Linked DNA regions of Homo sapiens: regions 1 and 3 are each linked to region 2. The links are chromatin contacts, found by Hi-C or POLR2A ChIA-PET in ENCODE. All regions are on one chromosome and are shown on one strand. Each heading gives the region's core, a stretch centred on a gene start or an enhancer-like site at or near the end of the contact. The rest is flanking DNA. Distances are from core to core; before and after follow the strand shown. Region 1 holds the start of BTBD2 (BTB domain containing 2). Region 2 overlaps GNG7 (G protein subunit gamma 7). Region 3 holds the start of ABHD17A (abhydrolase domain containing 17A, depalmitoylase).

The links. Hi-C counts contacts between places; a loop is a spot of excess contacts on that map. ChIA-PET counts read pairs that join two places held with the same protein, here RNA polymerase II (POLR2A). Pooled maps may share reads with other maps.
Region 1: a map with no recorded cell type shows a loop between it and region 2 (4-fold over the local background). The contact joins the promoter of BTBD2 here to the enhancer-like site in region 2. A Hi-C loop is called at or near these places in 2 of 37 single-sample maps with no recorded cell type and 2 of 50 pooled maps. POLR2A ChIA-PET finds 5 or more read pairs at or near these places in 1 of 52 experiments (H1).
Region 3: a pooled map shows a loop between it and region 2 (3-fold over the local background). The contact joins the promoter of ABHD17A here to the enhancer-like site in region 2. A Hi-C loop is called at or near these places in 1 of 37 single-sample maps with no recorded cell type and 5 of 50 pooled maps. POLR2A ChIA-PET finds 5 or more read pairs at or near these places in 1 of 52 experiments (activated T-cell).

The regions. Positions count from the first base shown.
Region 1 is chr19:2,014,304-2,017,003 of GRCh38, reverse strand. It overlaps BTBD2 (BTB domain containing 2), which reads left to right and starts at 1,290. Exons shown (of 9, transcript NM_017797.4): 1 at 1,290-1,707. The coding sequence starts at 1,301. LOC107985278 (a long non-coding RNA gene) reads left to right here. Exons shown (of 4, transcript XR_001753845.2): 4 at 1-659. RefSeq lists silencers at 1,484-1,633, 1,644-1,693.
Region 2 is chr19:2,619,514-2,622,213 of GRCh38, reverse strand. All of the region lies in intron 2 of GNG7 (G protein subunit gamma 7), which reads left to right. Among named protein-coding and RNA genes, the nearest start is that of MIR7850, 9.9 kb to the left of the region's middle. RefSeq lists enhancers at 38-237, 1,117-1,416. Within about 2 kb of position 1,318, at least 25 of the 41 ENCODE cell types and tissues checked have a DNase peak (open chromatin) inside an H3K27ac peak, as active enhancers do.
Region 3 is chr19:1,884,073-1,886,772 of GRCh38, reverse strand. ABHD17A (abhydrolase domain containing 17A, depalmitoylase) reads left to right here and starts at 1,277. Exons shown (of 5, transcript NM_001130111.2): 1 at 1,277-1,421. RefSeq lists a silencer at 1,865-2,012.

The DNA.
Region 1 (2,700 bases), core at 41-2,540, 610 kb after region 2:
ATTACAGGCACCCGCCACCAAGCCTGGCTAATTTTCGTATTTTTAGTAGAGATGGGGTTTCACCATGATGGGGTTTCACCAGGATGGTCTCGATCTCCCGACCTGGTGATCCGCCCGCCTCGGCCTCCCAAAGTGCTGGGATTACAGACGTGAGCCACCGCGCCTGGCTAATTTTTGTATTTTTTGTAGAGACAGGGTTTTGCCATGTTGCCCAGGCTGGTCTCCAACTCTTGACCTTAGGTGATGCACCCCCCGCCTTGGCCTCCTGAAGTGCTGGGATTACAGGCGTGAGCCACTGCGCCCGACCTGGTTCCTCAATCTTTGTGGCATTTGTCTACCTTGACATTATGTATGTAGTAAGCGTTTTGGGGGAGTCCCAGCTCCGTCCACACTGACCACCCCCCACACCTGGCCTGGAGAGGGTGCTGGGCGTCTGCTGAGTGTCAGTGCACGTGGCCTGCATCCTGCTCGCTCATCCGCAGCTTCCCGGCCTCAGGCTATGTCTCTGTACAGCGGAGCCTGCGCCACGGAGCAGGCCCGCCACCTGGGTCCGGGGTCTGGGGTCTGGAGTTTGCGCTTGGTCTTTGGGTTGGGGGTTCCGGGTCTGAGGTATGGGATCTGGAATCCGGAGTCTGAAGTCTGGGGTTCAGAGTCTGGGATCTAGGATTCAAGGTCTGAGGCCTGGGATCCCGGACTGAGGTCTGTGCTCCAGGGTTTAGGATTCCCGGTCTGGAGTCTGGGGCCTGGTGCCTGGACCCCAAATTCTGGACCTCGGTCTGGAGTCTGGGCTTCAGGTCAGGATGCTTAGGGAGTGGAGCAAGAGGTCTTCCACCAGCTCCTCCCCTCTACAGGCCCCTCCTACTCTTCCCTCTCCTCCCCGTCCCCTCCCCTGCAACAGCCTCCCCCATTCACCTCCCTTCTCCCCTCCCTCCTCCCCTCCCACCTCCCCTCCTTTCCCCTCCCTCTCCTCCCCTCCCTCCTTCCCCCTCCTTTCCCCTCCCTCTCCTCCCCTCCCTCCTTCCCCCTCCTTTCCCCTCCCTCTCCTCCCCTCCCTCCTTCCCCCTCCTTTCCCCTCCCTCTCCTCCCCTCCCTCCTTCCCCCTCCTTTCCCCTCCCTCTCCTCCCCTCCCTCCTTCCCGCTTCCCCTCCCCTCCCTCCTCCCCTCCTTTCCCCTCCCTCCTCTTTTCCCCTCCCCTCCCTCCTCCCCCTCCTCCCCCTACTCTCCTCCTTTCCCCTCCCTCCTTCCCTCCTCCCCTCCCTCCTTCCCTCCTCCCCTCCCCCGCCCACGCCGCAGCCACAAAATGGCGGCGGGTGGGAGCGGCGGGCGTGCGTCGTGCCCGCCGGGGGTCGGGGTCGGCCCGGGCACGGGGGGCAGTCCCGGGCCCAGCGCCAACGCCGCCGCCACCCCGGCCCCCGGCAACGCGGCCGCCGCCGCCGCCGCCGCCGCCGCCGCCGCCGCCGCCCCTGGGCCGACGCCGCCCGCCCCGCCGGGCCCCGGGACAGACGCGCAGGCCGCGGGCGCGGAGCGGGCGGAGGAGGCGGCGGGCCCGGGGGCGGCGGCGCTGCAGCGCGAGGCCGCGTACAACTGGCAGGCCAGCAAGCCCACCGTGCAGGAGCGCTTCGCCTTCCTCTTCAACAACGAGGTGCTGTGCGACGTGCACTTCCTGGTGGGCAAGGGGCTCAGCTCGCAGCGCATCCCCGCGCACAGGTGGGCGCCCCGACCCCGCCAGCCCTGGCCCCGACCCACCCAGCCTGCTGCCCGGGCCCTGCACCTGAGGCCCTGCACCCCTCTGTCCCCGAGACCCCCGCACCCCTCCATCCCCGAGCCCTGCACCCCTCTGTCCCCGGGACCCCTGCACCCCTGCATCCTCAGGCTCCGAACCCAACTCGGCCTGCACCCCGGGGCCTGCACCTGAGGCCCTGCACCCCTCTGTCCCTGGGACCCCTGCACCCCTCCGGTCCTGAAACCGACCCGGCCTGCACCCCGGGGCCTGCACCCTTCCATCCCTAGACTCCACCCAGTTCCCTGGGCTCTGCACCCCTCTGTCCCTGCCTCTGCACCTCTCTGTCCCCAGACCCCACCAGGCCTGCACTCTGGGCCTCTGCACCCCTCCATCCCCAGGCCCCCCTGGATCCTCCACCTCTGGCTTGCGCCCCCAGCCTGTTCCCCGGGATCCCAGGCCCTGTACCCCTGGGACCCCTGCTCTCCTCCGTCCCTGGACCCACCCAGCCTGCACTCCGGTACCCTCCGTTCCTGGGACCCTCCAACTCGGCCTGCACTTGGAGCCCCTGGGCCCCTCCATCCTCAAACCCCACCCAGCCCGCACCCCAGAACCCTGAATACCCCATCCTCAGGGCCCTCCACCCCCCGCCTGCACCCTAGGACCCTCCATTCTTCCATCCCCAGGACGCTCCATCCCTGGACCTCACCCCTCCCTGCACCCCAGGTCCCCAGACACCTCTGCCCCCAGATCCCTGGGCCCCTCCACCTCCGGCTGGAACCCCTGCCTACACCCCAGGCCCCTCCATCCCTGGACCCCACCTGGCCTGCATCCCTGGGTCCCCTCCATGCCCTGGCCCTGCACCCCCACCCACCACCCCTGGGACTCCTGTGACCCTCCAACCCTGGGACGTGTACCCCTATCTGCTCCTCCATTCCCAGGACCCCAACCCACTGTTTCTAGGACCCATGACCCCACAT
Region 2 (2,700 bases), core at 69-2,568:
CAGCTACTCAGGAGGCTGAGGCAGGAGAATGGCGTGAACCCGGGAGGCAGAGCTTGCAGTGAGCCGAGATCTCGCCACTGCACTCCAGCCTGGGTGACAGAGCAAGACTCCGTCTCAAAAGAGAGAGAAAAAAAAAAAAAGTTGATGAGGGTTTTGGGCAGGCAGAGGGAATCGAACTCACTCCTCCGTGGTGATCAGCATGAAGGAAGGGGAGAGAAAAGGGGCAGACGAGCCTCTTGTGGCTGCCATAACAGGTGACCACAGACCCGGAAGTATCAATCCGCAGACGTGTGTCCTCTCACGGTTCTGGAGGGCAGAAGTACTAAACCAAGCTGTCTGCAGAGCTGTGCTCCCCTGGGCGCTACAGGAGAGGATCCTTCCGCGTCCTCTGGCTTCTGGGGGCTCTGGCAAACCTGGCTTGTGCTTACCGTCGAATTGCTCCAGTCTCTGCTTCTGTTTTCTGCTGTCTCTCTGTGTCTCCTTCTTTGTTTTTGTTTGTTTGTTTGTTTGTTTGTTTTAGATGAGGTCTTGCTCTGTCACCCAGGCTGGAGTGCAGTGGTGCCATCTTGGCTCACTGCAACCTCTGCCTCCCAGGTTCAAGCAATTCTCCTGCCTCAGCCTCCCGAGTAGCTGGGATTACAGGCGCGCACCAACACGCCCGGCTAACTTTGTGTTTTTAGTAGAGATGAGGTTTGTCCATGTTGGTCAGGCTGGTCTCGAACTCCTTATCTCAGGTGATCTGCCCACCTCGGCCTCCCAAAGTGCTGGGATTACAGGAGTGAGCCACTGTGCCCAGCCATTTTTCTTTAATTAATTTTTTGTGTCTGGAGTCTTGCTGCTGTGTTGCACAGGCTGGAGTGCAGTGGCAGCATCATAGCTCACTGCAGCCCTGAAATCCTAGGGCTCAAGCAATCCTCCCGCCTCAGCTTCCCGAGTAGCTGGGACCACAGGTGTGGACCACCACATCCAGCTTCAACATAAGTTTTAAGCAAATGCAATTAGTCCGTAACAGTCATTTTCCGAGGTTCCCCGTGGACAAGAATTTTGAAGGGACGTCACTAAACCCCTTGCAAGGGAAGTGAGCTTTACTCAGGTCTCAGGAAGCTCCTGGGGTGTGCAGGAAGGGGCGAGGTCACCCCAGGAGGAAGGCGCTGTGCTAAGGAAAGGTGACTGTTGATGGGGCCCCCGTTTGCAGAAACCTGTATGAGTCGTACCACCTCTGTGTAATCTGCCACCTTCAGAGCGCCTGCAGGAAGGCGGCCACGTCACCCCTTTTATAAATGAAACTGGAAGCTCAGGCTGGGAAACCCAAGGTCACAGAACCCAGCCTCAAAGGCAGCCAGCATTTCCACCGCAGGAGTCTGTTCTCTGCACAGAGCTGTCTTGCTCTGTTGCCCGGAGCCAGAGTGCAATGGCACGATTTCGGCTCACTGCAACCTCCACTTCCCGGGTTCAAGCAATTCTCCTGCCTCAACCTCCCAAGTAGCTGGGATTACAGGCGCACAACACCACGCCCAGCTAACTGGCCGACCCACGTTGGCTGGGGGTGCTGACGGCATAAGCTCACCCCTAGGTCCCTCTAGGGTGGCCGATGACAGGACCCTAAGAAGCTCACCCCCAGCTGGGATGTTTCGTTGAAAATCTTCTCTTTTGCCTTTAGTTGCTTGAAAACATTGGACTCATACCCAAGAGCTTTCTAATTGGTTTCGATAGGAAACGGTTCTGAGGTTTCGCCTTTTTTAATATCCTGTTGGTCTGAGACTGGAGTGGCCCCTGGGGTGGCAGGTTTCCCGGTGCATGGGCCCAGCTCTGGTGTGTGGGTTGGGGGATCAGGACAGAGGTTTGTGAGGGGGGCAGTGACCTGCCTGCAGAGAGAGGGGTCGGGACGACGGCCTGTAGCCAGGGTGCAGGGGGATCTGCCTTTCTTTCATTCTACAGGGTCCTCTCCTCTCCCCTCCCCTCCCCTCCCCTCCCCTCCCCTCCCCTCTCCTCTTTTCTTTTCTGTTTTTGAGACAGAGTTTTGCTCTTGTTGCCCAGGCTGGAGTGCTATGGCGCGATCTCGGCTCACTGCAACCTGCAACCTCTACCTCCCGGGTTCAAGCAATTCTCCTGCCTCAGCCTCCCAAGTAGCTGCGAATACAGGCGCGCACCACCATGCCTGGCTAATTTTGTATTTTTAGTAGAGACGGGGTTTCTTTATGTTGGTCAGGCTGGTCTTGAACTCCCGACCTCAGGTGATCCGCGCCCCCCCCTCGTCCTCCCAAAATGCTAGGATTAGCTTTATTGAGATATAACTGACACAGCGTAAAACTCACCCTTTAAAAATGTGCAGCTCAGCGGTTTTTACATTCACAGAGTTGTGCAACCATCTCCTTTATCTAATTCCGGAACATCCTATCACCCCCAAAAGAAGCCCTGTCCCCCATGAGCAGTCACTCCCCATCTCCCCCCGGCAGCCCTGCCACACACGCATCCCCTCCCTGTCCCCATGGATGGGCCTGTCCTGGACATTTCGTAGAAATGGGATCACACACTGCGTGGCCCTCTGTCTCTGGCTCCTTTCATAGAGTGTGATGTCCTCAAGGTCCATCCACACTGTGGCCGGCATCAGAGCCTTGTTCCTTTTCATGGCTGAGTCCTGCTCCATGGTGGCGTTTGCTGTACCAGGTGGGACAGAATGGACATTTCAGTGGTCCTCCG
Region 3 (2,700 bases), core at 28-2,527, 740 kb after region 2:
CACCGTGTTAGCCAGGATGGTCTTGATCTCCTAACCTCATGATCTGCCCGACTCGGCCTCCCAAAGTGCTGGGATTATAGGCGTGAGCCACCGCGCCCAGCCCATAATGAAATTTTTTTAAGAGACAGGATCTTGCTCTCTCGCCCAGGCTGGAATGCAGTGGAGTGATCATAGTTTTATTTATTTATTTATTTATTTATTTATTTATTTATTTATTTATCTGAGACAGTCTTCTTGCTCTGTCACTTGGGCTGGAGCACAGTGGCCCGATCTTGGCTCACTGCAACCTTCGCCTCCCGGGTTCAAGCGATTCTCCTGCCTCAGCCTCCGGAGTAGCTGGGACTACAGGCGCGTGCCACCATGCCCGGCTAATATTTGTATTTTTAGTAGAGACAGGGTTTCACCACGTTGGTCAGGCTTGGTCTCAAACTCCTGACTTCAGGTGATCTACCTGTTTCAGTCTCCCAAAGTGCTGGGATTACAGGCATGAGCCACCGTGCCCGGCCTAATGTAATATTTTAAAAACTAATGCAAAAGAATTTCTGATGAGCAATATATAAAGACTTTAAATAAGCTGGTCATGGTGGCTTGTGCCTATAGTCCTAGCTACTCAGGAGGCTGAAGTAGGAGGTTCACTTGATCCTGGGAGGTCGAGGCTGCAGTGAGCTATGATGGCACCAGCCTGGGTGACAGAGTAGACTCTATGTTAAAAAAAAGAGGCCAGGTGCGGTGGCTGATGCCTGTAATCCCAACACTTTGGGAGGCTGAGGCAGGAGGATTCTGGGGTCAGGAGTTCGAGGCCACACTGGCCAACATGGGGAAACCCCGTCTCTACTGAAAACACAAAAATTAGCTGGGCATGGTGGTGGGCGCCGGTAATCCCAGCTACTCAGGAGGCTGAGGCAGGAGAATCGCTTGATCCCAGGAGGCAGAAGTTGCAGTGAGCTGAGATCGCGCCATTGTACTCCAGCCTGGGCGACAGAGCGCGACTCCATCTCATAAAGAAAAATATTTTAAAACATTTCTAAATGTTGATGTCTGAGTTTTTTTTGGCGTCCCTGTAAATTTTGTTTTCCAGGCGAGAACTTTACTGGCCTCAACCTATTCCGGGTCCCCAAGTGAATGAAACCTAAGTTTGGCCCCGCCCACAGAGCAGCAGGCCACGCCCCTCGACATATCAGCCCCGCCCCCAGGACGCTAGTCGCGCGGTCGCTCTGTGCCTGCAGACCCCCGCCCCGCGCGCTCCTCGCGTCACTTCCGGGGCGGTGGTGAGAACGAGGCTCACTTCCGTCCGTGGGGGGAGCTGCGGCGGTGGCGGTGCAGGAGGCCGGGCAGGGGTGCGGAGGGACCGACGGACGCACGGGCGGGCGGCCGGGAGCCATGGAGCGCGGCCCTGGGGCCCGGGGGCGCGGGCCGGGGTGGTGAGTGCCGGGCAGGGGCGGGGGCGGGCGCGGCCGCGCGGGGTCCCGGGCCGGGCCTCGAGGGCCTGACAGCCCGGTTGGACGTCCCCGAGACCCCTGCAGTCCCAGGGCTTCCGCGGGTCCTGCCCGAGGAGCCCAGAGCAGGGGCGCGGACCGCGGATGAGCGTCTGTGATTGGGAAAGCCCTGTCCCCATCCATTCAGCCCTCCGGCGTGGGTTGCGCTCCCACCCTCCTGCGGACGCGGCCCTTGCCTTCGGGGAGCACCCGTCCGAGCCGCGGATTCCGCTCTTTTGCCCCGAAACTGCCCCCAGTCCGACAAACGCTTCGGCCTCTCGCCCCCCAAGGCAGCTCCCAGGGGCCCTCCCGAGCCCTGCTTCCCAACCAGCTCCCAGTCGCTGTTTCCCTTGTCAGGCTTCTTCCTGCCACCCTGACTCCTGGGCGGGCTTCCCGGCCTCCGCTCGCGTCCGTTCTCCGGGATGCAGCCCTTCTCCTATGTTGTCCATCGCTTGCTCGGGACTTCTTCGCGGCCCCGCCATTTCTCCCAGGATGAAGTGCAAACTCTCGGGGGCGCGACCTCACCCGTCCCAGGCTCTCTCTTAGGACCCTTCTGCTCACTTCTTCCTCCCAGGGTCTGCTCTAGCCAGGAGCCTGCTCTGTCACCTCGGATTTTGCTCCTGCTTGTCCCTCTGTCCCATCCCCCTGTCACCTGGCCCGTTTGTCTGCCCTCTGATATGGCCGCGCCTCCCCCCAGGCGGGTTTCCCACCCTGACTGGTTGAGTGAGGTGCAGTCACCGTCTCCCATATGTAGGTCATCTTCCAGTATTTTGGCTGCTCGGTTGCTTGCTGGTCCTCAGAACACCTCTAGCTTGCAGAGGGTTGCCCAGTTAAGTGCGTGGGAACGGAATTGGTGGGATTCAGGGTGTCAAGGGTGTGTGCCCAGTGAGTGAGGCGTCTGGGTTTGCACTCCCCAGTCCACGCCCATTAGTGACACTAGGGAGGTTCCAGGTACCTGTGGCTGGAGAGGAGAGGAGACTAGACTTTCCCTTCCCTGTCAAAGCTGGCGGACCTTGGGGATTCTTTTCCTCCTGTGCTTCCTCCTTAATTCTGTGCTGCCTACCACCTGCCCATTCCTTTAGTGAGTGGCAGGTCATGGTCCTGCTCTCATAGAGTTTCTGGTTTGGAGGTGGGGGGAGATCTGGCCAAACGTGTGAAAAATACAAGCTGTGGAAAGAGCGTGTAAGGGGTCCTGTCCCAGCTTTGAGGACTCTGAGAGCGTTGG